Regions from separate parts of the Homo sapiens genome. Here region 1 is linked to region 2. A link is a contact called in ENCODE Hi-C or POLR2A ChIA-PET data. All regions are on one chromosome and are shown on one strand. Each heading gives the region's core, a stretch centred on a gene start or an enhancer-like site at or near the end of the contact. The rest is flanking DNA. Distances are from core to core; before and after follow the strand shown. Region 1 holds the start of CREB1 (cAMP responsive element binding protein 1). Region 2 holds the start of FAM117B (family with sequence similarity 117 member B).

Region 1 (5,077 bases), core at 2,395-4,894, 4.9 Mb before region 2:
TTTGCAAAACTATGTCACAAGCTGGCTGTAAACAAGTTTATGTAACTCATATCTGATAAGCTATTTATGGAATAAATGAAATTATAAATTTCGGTAATATATTGTAAGCATTAGGTTAAAAATAATTTTCTGTTATAAAAAGTAGAATTTAAAAACACGTGAGGAAGACATACTTGGTTTTACTATAACCCCATAACCATACTGTATCCAAACAAACAAAACCAAATGTCTTAGAATGAGAGAGAAATAAAGCTACTTCTCTATGAAGAACCCAAAATTTCTAATAATGAGACCTAATCAAGAATATGAGTTTCAGAAAGTAGAAAAAGGTGCCATTTTTATGGATCAGGTGTCTAAGTTTCTTCAGGCTCTTTATGTAAACAAAAAAAAAATCATTCAAAACAGGTAACACTTAAGTTTTAAATTCCCAAAGAAGTGTTCTTTTAACATTCTTCAAGCAAACTCTGTCAAGTAATTTATTAGCTTTCTAAATGTAGGTGTTCATGAAAAAAAAAAAAAGATTCAAGCAGATCCAGCTGTAATTTTTATCCATGGCTGGAACAGTGCAGAAGTACAATTTAGTAACATGTTCCAGGTGAATGTTCAAGTATTAATGAATACAAGTTTGAAGTTTCACCTGGAATTGCTAAGAATCACAAATTATGAATGTATAAATAATAAAACAGGCCGGGCGCGGTGGCTCACACCTGTAATCCCAGCTACTCGGGGGGCTGGGGCAGGAGAATTGCTTGAACCCGGGAGGCGGAGCTTGCAGTGAGTGAGCCGAGACCAGCCCACTGCACTCCAGCCTGGGCAATAAGGGCCAAACTCCGTCTCAAAAAAACAAATAAATAAAAATAAAAATAAAAAATACAATTTAAAATATCTCTCGGGCAAGACTAAAGAAAGAACTTATCAGTAAACTTTTTTTTTTTTGAGATGGGGTCTCGCTGTCACCAGGCTGGAGGGCAGTGGCGCGATCTCGGCTCACTGCAATCTCCACCTCCTGGGCTCAAGAGATTCTCCTGCCTCAGCTACCCTAGTAGCTGGGATTACAAGCACGCGCCACGACACCCAGCTAATTTTTGTATTTTTAGTAGAGACGGGGTTTCACCATGTTAGCCAGGATGGTCTCGATCTCTTGACCTCGTGAGCCGCCTGCCTCGGCTTCCCAAAGTGCTGGGATTACAGATGTGAGCCACCGCACTCGGCCATCAGTGAACAATTTTTTAAAAATCTCACAAATGAAGAGTCATATATTCTTTCTTTTTTTTTTTTTTCTTTGAGACGGAGTCTTGCTGTGTCGCCCAGGCTGAAGTGCATGGCACGATCTCAATTCACTGCAACCCCAGCCCCCCGAGTAGCTGGGATTACAGGCGCGTGCCACCACACCCGGCTAATTTTTGTATTTTTAGTAGAGATGGGGTTTCATCATGTTGGCCAGGCTGGTCTTGCACTCCTGACCTCAAGTGATCCGCCCGCCTCGACCCCCCAAGTGCTGGGATTACAGGCCTCAGCCACCGCGCCCGACTTATATTCTTAACAAGAAAAAAAATTCTACTCTACTGATAGTGGCTTGCGGAACAACATAAAGGAAAAATGGTAAGCTACCATTATCAATACTATAATTTTTTCAGTGCTCGGAAATAAAATCATTTCCCCAATCTTTATAGAAAACCTGCCTTTATTGCCTCTTCTTAATTTTCTTGGAAATGACAAATTGCCAATGTGGTCTTTTAAAGAGAAGCAATACAGCAAAGCACGTTTTGGAAAAGTGACTAGAATACAGAAAAATAAGACAGTGCTTCTGCTGCCAATCAATATTTGTTCTTAACCAGAAGGTTTGTACGTATCAATCACAATGCAATCATACAGTGACAGACAAGTATTTTTAAAACAAACTTGTTCGTCTTTTGCACCACCTAAAATAACTGTTCGGGGCTTTACTTTTAAATCACGAAATGAGCCATAAATGTAAAAGATTTCAATAGGCAGCAATCAAAAGTATCTTCTACTAAACCTTCAGAAGTTAGACGCCAGCTGAGGTTAGAATTATAACTTGAGATGGTATTACAAACTTAAATAGGTCATACCGCACGTCCTTCAAAAACTGTCTTTTAATTTTTAATGTGTCAATGACTTTTCTGCTGTCCTCTTTTCCCAACAGGCGAAGAAAAAATACAGCTTGTGGCTTAAATTGTCAATCTCAAGACGGGGGTTACCTACTGCATGAGACAAATAATGGATACTTTAATGTCTATTTTTAGTAGTAGTATTAAATCAATCTCTCATTAAAGTTCACACAGAAATTCGTGGGAAATATGGTAGGGGGAGTGGGACGGAGGGTGAGGGGAGATCCAGATGACCCAAACGCGGTTGGCAAGGTTGCACCCCGCGAAATGATGTAAAACAAGAGTACATCGGCTGATACTCGTTCCAACGAAGTGTTTCAGAATGATAGATCTCAAGTGATGATTACCTTATTAAAAAGGGTTAAAACCGAAACTGTTTTCAAACACCAGCTTCCCTTTTATAAGATCCCAACAGTTTAAAAAGTTATTATAAATGTTTTTCTTAGCACCCTTTCTCCCAAAAAGCATGCATTTCCATGACTGACTTTAAAAAAAAAAAAAAAGCAAAGGGGTGAGGGAGTCAAAAATTCCCCCCAAAAGCACAAGCTCTCATCTCTCAACTAAGCAACACAGGGCAGAAAGCAGCATTTCCTCAACGGTGTAGGAGCGGGGGGGAAAGGGCACGAATAAAATACAGCACGAGAGGAAACCTTGGGTTTCGAACTTTATTGCACAAAGAGTGGAGAGAAGAGTAGGTCAGACGTTGCAGCTCTTCCCCTTGCGAAGCGGGCATGGCAGGCACCGAAGCCACCGGGAAGGCAGCAGGCACCTTCACCTCCTCTGCCCTCAACTGTCGCCTTCTTCCTCCTCCATCCCCCACCGGCACCTAGGCGGCGGCTGCCCCGGAGGCCCGGCCGGGTCGGGCCGGGGGCGAGGCGGGCGGCGGGGGCCGGACGAGCGAGCGGCGCGGGGGGCAGCGCCGGGCCGAGCGGGCGGCCTCCCCCGGGGCGGCTCCGGGTTCCCGGCTCCGCGCCCGGCCCGGCGGCGGCGGCGGGAACGCGGGCGCCAGCTCGCCGCGGCCGGCCGCCCGCACACACCCCCGGCCGCCGGCTCCCACCCCGCCCGCCGCCCGCCGCCCGCCGCCCCCCGCCATGAGCGCCGCCGCTGGCTGCAGGCAGAGTCGCTGCCGCCCCGGCCGCCGCTGGCTCCAGTCCGCCGCCATTATTCTTTGTTCGCTGCGAGCGGCGGCGATGTTGTGGGGCTCGGGCGGAGGCTCCATCTTTACCGCGGCCCCTCCTGCGAGGGGAAGGCCCCAAGCGCGGGTGTCCGGCGCCTCCCCGTCCCCCCTCCGTCCCCCCGGCTCTCTCTGGCTCCTGCCTCCTCCTCCTGCTCCTCTTACCGGTGGTACAAGCTCCTCCGTCACTGCTTTCGTTCACGGCCCGGATCTCGCTGGAGTTTTATTCTCTCCCCCACGTAACACACCGCGTCAAACTACACCTCCGCCGCGTCACTCACCAACACTCCGCTTCTCCCAGCCGCCCGGGCCACAGGCAGCAGCAGCCGCCGCCGACTGAGGAGCCGCAGCCAGGGAGCCAGCCAGCGCCGCCCAGTGCCGAGTGCGCAGCGGCCGCGCACGGAAACAGCCGAGCTAGGCCCGGAGCAGCTCGAGCGGCCCCGCCCCCGCGCTGGGGACGGAACTTGCCGAAGACCTTCGGGTTTCTTCGGGCGACGAGAAGGGGTTCCGCGGGGAGAGGGAAGGCGAAGGCGGGCTGAGCCCGGCGCCGGGAGGAGTGGTCTAAACTCCACCGCGGCTTTCGCATCGGTAAAGCCGGCAGCGGAAATTTGAAGGAGGAAGCGGGGTTTGTGTGTGGCCCAGTGGGGGAATTCCCGAGGGGTGTCGGCGACTTGGTGGAAACCCCCGCTCAGGCCTGCCCCTGCGGCGGTGAGCGGCGGGCTAGAAGGCGGCTGCGGCTGCCCTGGCTCTGCTCTTGACCGCCGCCAGCCCCGGGAACTTTCCGACGCCGCCGGGAGACGGGGGACGGGCAGCCCGGGCTGGGACGCGGCCGGACCGCTGGAGCCGTGCGGGCTGGGGAAGAAGGTCTGCTGCGCCTCTGCCAACGTCCCGGGGCCTGGGACCCGGGGGCGTCGTGGGACCCCCGTGGGGACGGGTTTTCCTTTCCGAGACTCCGCGGAGAAACCTGGCGGCCGCCAGCGGAGCATGCTTTTCCGGGGGGCGCTGGCCCCGATACTGTGGCACCTTGCGGGGCTCTGCCCGGACCATGGCTGACGTCGACGGCCCTCGGAGGCCTCCAAGCCACACAACCTGCCCGGACCCCTGGAAATATGCCCCATCCTACCTCCCCGCCTTTCTCCAGACAACATCCTGTGTCGCTTTCTTTCCTCAGCCTGTTTTCTACAGCAGGGATTCGCACCCACTGCACCCTAAACCCAGCAGGGGGACTTCCGTGGCTGGAAACTACTGAATTGTTCTTTCAGAGGTCTCTCAGGACGGCACCACTAGGTCCCCATTCTCCTTGATAGTGAACTCTGCAGCCCTCTCCTTGGGGTTTCAAGTCTTTTTTTTTTTTTTTTTTTTTTTAATGAGACGGAGTCTAGCCCTTGTCGCCCAGGCTGGAGTGCAGTGGCACGATCTCGGCTCACTGCAACCTCCGCCTCCCGGTTTCGAGCGATTCTCCTGCCTCAGCCTCCCTAGTAGCTGGGATTACAGGCACCTGCCACCACACCTGGCTAATTTTTGTGTTGTTAGTAGAGACGGGGTTTCACCATGTTGGCCAGGCTGGTATGGAACTCCTGACCTCAGGTAATCCACCCGCCTCGGCCTCCTAAAGTGGTGGGGTTACACGTATGAGCCACCGCGCCCGGCCTCAAGTCTTAATCATTCTTTTTCTGTCCTTTAAAGGAGACGTGTCTTTAGGAAGCAGAGAGGGTTCGATTCTGGACTCCGCCCATGACTCACTTCTCTTGTAAAGAAAGAGTTGTCCTTC
Region 2 (4,757 bases), core at 89-2,588:
TCAGCCTCCTCTGTTCAGTGATCCAAATCTGCCACTGCTAATGCATTCAGTACCCCAGATCTGAAACTGTTTTGTGAACAGAAATACTTAGCAGCAGCAGATATGGGCTATGCCAACATTAACCTTGTCCCTAAAACAAAGTGACAAACCACTCCTAGCCTCACCCTCAAGGGAGGGTAAGCAGTAACGACTCCTCCAGGAGTAAGGCCAGGAAGCCAGGTTTATCATTAACACTCATCAGCTCAAGCCCAAGGTTTAGCCGCTGCACCTCCACCACCAGGGAGCCGTGCGGGGCGGGCAGAGGGGTGAATGAGGCGGGCGGGCGGGCGGGGCGTAGGGTAGGCCCGGGAAAGGCGGGGCCGCACTGCCGGGTCCCCCACCGCCCGGCACCGCCCCCAGCCCCGCCCCCAGCCACCCGGGCTCCGCGGCAGCTCTGCAGTCCCCGCGCGATTGCAGCGCGCGCCCGGGACCCCTTCCCGCAGCCGCCTCCCCCTTGCTGCGCGACCCCCAGCACTTACCTGCTTTGCAAACCGGGGCGCTGGGGCTCCTCTTCTCCGGCGAGCTTCGGCTCTGCTCCGGAGACCTCCTCCGATGCCGGACGCGGGCTGGGGGTGGGGCCGCGCTCACCTCGCCGGTCCACAGGTGGGTGGGCGACGAGCTGGGCGACGACACGGTGCCCAGCAGCGGCGGCGGCGGCGGCGGCCGTGGGGGGCTCCCGCGAGCTCCAGGCGCGGCGCTGCGCGTGGGGCTGGTGCCTCGCGTGGACGTCGCGGACGCGCCCGTCTGCGTGGCCACCGTGGGGCTGGTGCGCGCGGCCGCGTTCCCGCCGCCGCGCGTGGGGCTGGTGCTGCGCGAGGCGGTGCGCGGGCCACCGCCGCCGCCGCCGCCTGCGGGGCCTGAGGCGCCACCACAGCAGCCACCGTTGTTGTTGCCGCCGCCGCCGCCGCCGCTCCGCGTGGGGCTGCCATGTTGCTGCTGCTGCTGCTGCTTCAGCTGGAACGGAACCGTCGCCCTCATGGGCTGCAAGCGGCTCCCGGGTCCCCCGGCCGTGGCCACCGCACCACCCCCAAGGGAGCCGGCCGGCGTGGGGGACCCATTGCGCCTCACCCGCTGGGACATGGTCCCCCCCCTCCCCGGTGACTGGGCGAGACGGGGGGTTTTGTTGTTGTTGGGCTGCAGGGGGAGGATTCTCGAGGCCGGAGGGCAGGCCCCCCAAGACGGGGTGACGAAGCCGGACTCCGGGGTGCAGGGGGAGACCGGGCCGGGGCAGGCAGCAACGAGGTGGTGCAGCCGCCGCCGCCGCCGCCGCCGCTCCTCATCAACAATAGTGTCTCCTCTGCTGCCCCCGCCCCCCACGATCGCCCATTGGTGCAGCGTCAGCCGCGCTCGAGCCGCTCCACTGCTCCCATTGGCTACGAGCAGCTCGGGTCCCGGGCCCCCGAGGCCTTGAGAGCCTGGGTGTGCGCGGAGACCGTCTGCTCTTTAAAGAGAAAGAGACCCGCCCCCCGCGGGGAGGGAGCGGAGGAAATGGGCCCTGTGTGTATGTGTAGTGTGCGCGCGTGTGTGTGTACACGTGAGTGCCCGTGTACGCGCGCGCCTAGCCACGCGCGCCTTTCCTTTCCCGCCGGGGGGAGCCCTGGGGACTCAGACTCTGGAAGGTTGCCAAAGGAAATGTCCAGACCCGGAGCAGTTCCCAGGGATGGTCTGAAGCCTTTTCCGCATAACTCATTTCCTTACCCCAGTGTTCACTTGTGTTCACCTGTACGCGCATCTCGTTCGGGCTTTTATTCTTAATGTTTTTGTTCTGCCCTAATTCCATCTACCTATGGGCAGGGCTCAAAAGGAGAAGAAATTTAACTAATCTTACTGGCATTTTACGCCCCTCTCCTTTTATTTTTTAGAGCTCTACAAAGAGGCAAATCTCAGAAAGATTAAACTTGCCTGTTAGAATGCGATTTTAGATAGTATCTATAGAGTTCAGTTACCACATGTTATTCCTACCCTCCTGTATCTCAAGTAATCAAGACTATTTTAATCAGCTGCTTCGCTGTTCCCTGATACCTTGGAAGGATGGCTGCTACCTTACCAGTTTGTAAAGTGCTATAGTTTACAGAGGGCCTTATTTGATTCTACACGATCATTGTTTGAGACAGAACTGGGACAGCCATCCATATTTTTGTCTAGCGGAGGAAACAAGTCTTTGGTGTGGCAAAGACTCGGGAAGGCAGGCAGTGACACTATTTCTAAAATGACCTAAAGGGCTCCTCATCAAGAAAATAAAAAATGGTGGAGCCAAAACCTACACTCCCACCTGTCTGGCTATAAATTGCCTATCCATGACCTCTTTTCCCTCTACTATTTTTATTAGTTGTACATGCTAGACAGATTTCGTCGTGTAAAAATGTGGGAGTGGAGGGCATAGTATGATTCACTCTGGACCTGAAATCCTACTGGGTCCCTTTGCGCGGTGGTGGAAGGCCTTTTTTTTTTTTTTTTGAGAAGAAGTCTCTCTCTGTCACCTAGGCTGGAGTGCAGTGGCGGAGTGCACTGGCTCGAATCTCGGCTCAGTGCAACCTCCGCCTCCCGCGTTCAAGCAATTCTCCTGCCTCCGCCTCCCAAGTAGCTGGGATTACAGGCGCGTGCCGCCACGCCCCGTAATTTTTCTGTTTTTAGTAAAGAGGCGGTTTCACCATGTTGGCCAGGGTGGTCTTGATCTCTTGATCTCATGATCCGCCCACCTCGGCCTCCAAAAATGCTGGAATTACAGGCGTGAGGTGGAAGGCTTTTAAAGACCTAGAGAGGAGGCCGGGTGTGGTGGCTCATGCCTGTAATCCCAGCACTTTGAGAGGCTGAGGCGGGCGGATCACCTGAGGTCGGGAGTTCGAGACCAGCTTGACCAACATGGAGGAAACCCCGTCTCTACTAAAAATACAAAATTAGCCGGGCGTGGTGGCACATGCCTGTAATCTCAGCTACTCGGGAGGCTGAGGCAGGAGAATCGCTTGAACCCGGGAGGCAGAGGTTGGAAGGAGCCGAGATCGTTCCATTGCACTCCAGCCTGGGCAACAAGAGCGAAACTCTGTCTTAAAAAAAAAAAAAATTAAAAAAAAAAGACCTAGAGAGGAAATTAAAATCCCATGACCACCACTTACTCTGTGACCTTGAGTGGATCACTAGCCAGTCTCCTTATCTGTAAAATGCAGTTAAACAGTACCATGTGCTTCATACTGTTGTTATGATTATTAACCAAGGATGATATGAGAATGTGGTGTGTAGAAGATGGTCAGCACTTCCAGAGTCTCCATGTGATTCAGAGACCCACATCTCTCCTTACCATCCATTCCCCTTTCTCCTCCTCTCTCCCCCTCCACAGAGAAAGCCCCAGCCCCTTAGCCCAGGAACCTGCCTTAAGTTGGCTGGTGCTCTGGATAGATCTGACGTCACTATCTGGCCCCTACAGCCTGGTGTGAGGCCAAAAACAGCTTCTCACTGGATAGGAACATACAGGAAACTGCCAGCAGGATCCATGCAAAGAGCCAAGTCTGGTCTGAAAAGCATGGATAGACAAGATATGCCTTTAAATAAGGATGTAATCCCAGCACTTTGGGAGGCCAAGGCAGATCACTTGAGGTCAGGTGTTCGAGATCAGCCTGGCCAACATGGCGAAACCCTGTCTCTACTAAAAATACAAAATTAGCCAGGCATGATGGCACATGCCTATAATCCCAGCTACTCAGGAGGCTGAGGCAAGAGAATAGCTTGAAACCCGGAAGTCAGAGGCTGCAGTGAACGGAGATCTCGCCACTGCACTGCAGCCTGGACGACAGAGCCAGACTCTGAAATAAATAACTCATGGAGGCTGTATGTGGTATGTGGTATTTTGTCTTGCACAAAGTAGGACCTCAATACATATTTACTGAATTAATCCAAAGGAAGTCCTGCAGCCCTGGTGTCCTTAGCTTCCTGATCAATTGATTTGGATATCACCAAACTAGAGACATCTTTGTTGGTGGCAAGAGGCTTTTAGCTTGCCTGAGCTGAAGAACTGATTTCAGCAGATCTTATTAGATTTCATTAAATCAACTGATTTCACTAGATCAAAGAGCTTAAAAAAATGTCCTTGGCTCAGTCATGAGATCTGATGGAGCCATTTCGCCTTTTGCTTCTAGTTATGTTTCCTACAGAAACTCAAACCTACAGTTCCAGGAAATTTGTTTTCATCTTATTTGATAGCTTACCTCACTCATCAGTGTAGGGCTTAACTTTAAACAAATGAGAGCACTTCAATTAAAGCAGGTAATTAACCACTTCAGCACCCTTTGTACTAAAGGATATTTGTGATGACTTGTAAATCAAAGCTTTGAAACCATGAAATTTGGCAGGGCACTGTGGCTCATGCCTGTGATCCCAGCACCTTGGAAGGCCAAGGCCGGGGGATCATTGAGCTCAGGGGTTCAAGACCAGCCTGGCCAACAAGGTGAAACCACGTATCTACAAAAATTAGCTGGTGCATGCCTGTAGTCCCAGCTATTTGGGAGGCTGAGGTAGGAGGATCGCTTGAGCCCAGGAGGCAGAGGTTGCAGTGAGCCAAGATCATGCCACTGTACTCCAGCTTGGGAGACAGAGTGAGACACTGTTTCAAAAAAATAAAAATAATTTTTAAAAAAGTATTAAATTATTAAAGAATGCTAAAAAAGAAGAGAAAAACTTGCTTCGATAACTTAGAGCTCTTCAGTCTGTTTTTAAGATTTAATGGC

What was found. Hi-C counts contacts between places; a loop is a spot of excess contacts on that map. ChIA-PET counts read pairs that join two places held with the same protein, here RNA polymerase II (POLR2A). Pooled maps may share reads with other maps.
Region 1: a pooled map shows a loop between it and region 2 (21-fold over the local background). The contact joins the promoter of CREB1 here to the promoter of FAM117B in region 2. A Hi-C loop is called at or near these places in 5 of 50 pooled maps. POLR2A ChIA-PET finds 5 or more read pairs at or near these places in 2 of 52 experiments (CD8-positive, alpha-beta memory T cell and activated naive CD4-positive, alpha-beta T cell).

The regions. Positions count from the first base shown.
Region 1 is chr2:207,528,529-207,533,605 of GRCh38, reverse strand. It overlaps CREB1 (cAMP responsive element binding protein 1), which reads right to left and starts at 3,644. Exons shown (of 8, transcript NM_004379.5): 1 at 3,472-3,644. LOC124907970 (a long non-coding RNA gene) reads left to right here and starts at 4,009. Exons shown (of 3, transcript XR_007088060.1): 1 at 4,009-4,170; 2 at 4,993-5,077. RefSeq lists enhancers at 926-1,425, 1,426-1,927, 3,516-3,615, 3,876-4,075 and silencers at 2,336-2,505, 3,216-3,265, 3,296-3,425, 4,096-4,275.
Region 2 is chr2:202,631,550-202,636,306 of GRCh38, reverse strand. It overlaps FAM117B (family with sequence similarity 117 member B), which reads right to left and starts at 1,338. Exons shown (of 8, transcript NM_173511.4): 1 at 519-1,338. The coding sequence starts at 1,119. RefSeq lists silencers at 291-730, 831-880, 1,071-1,300.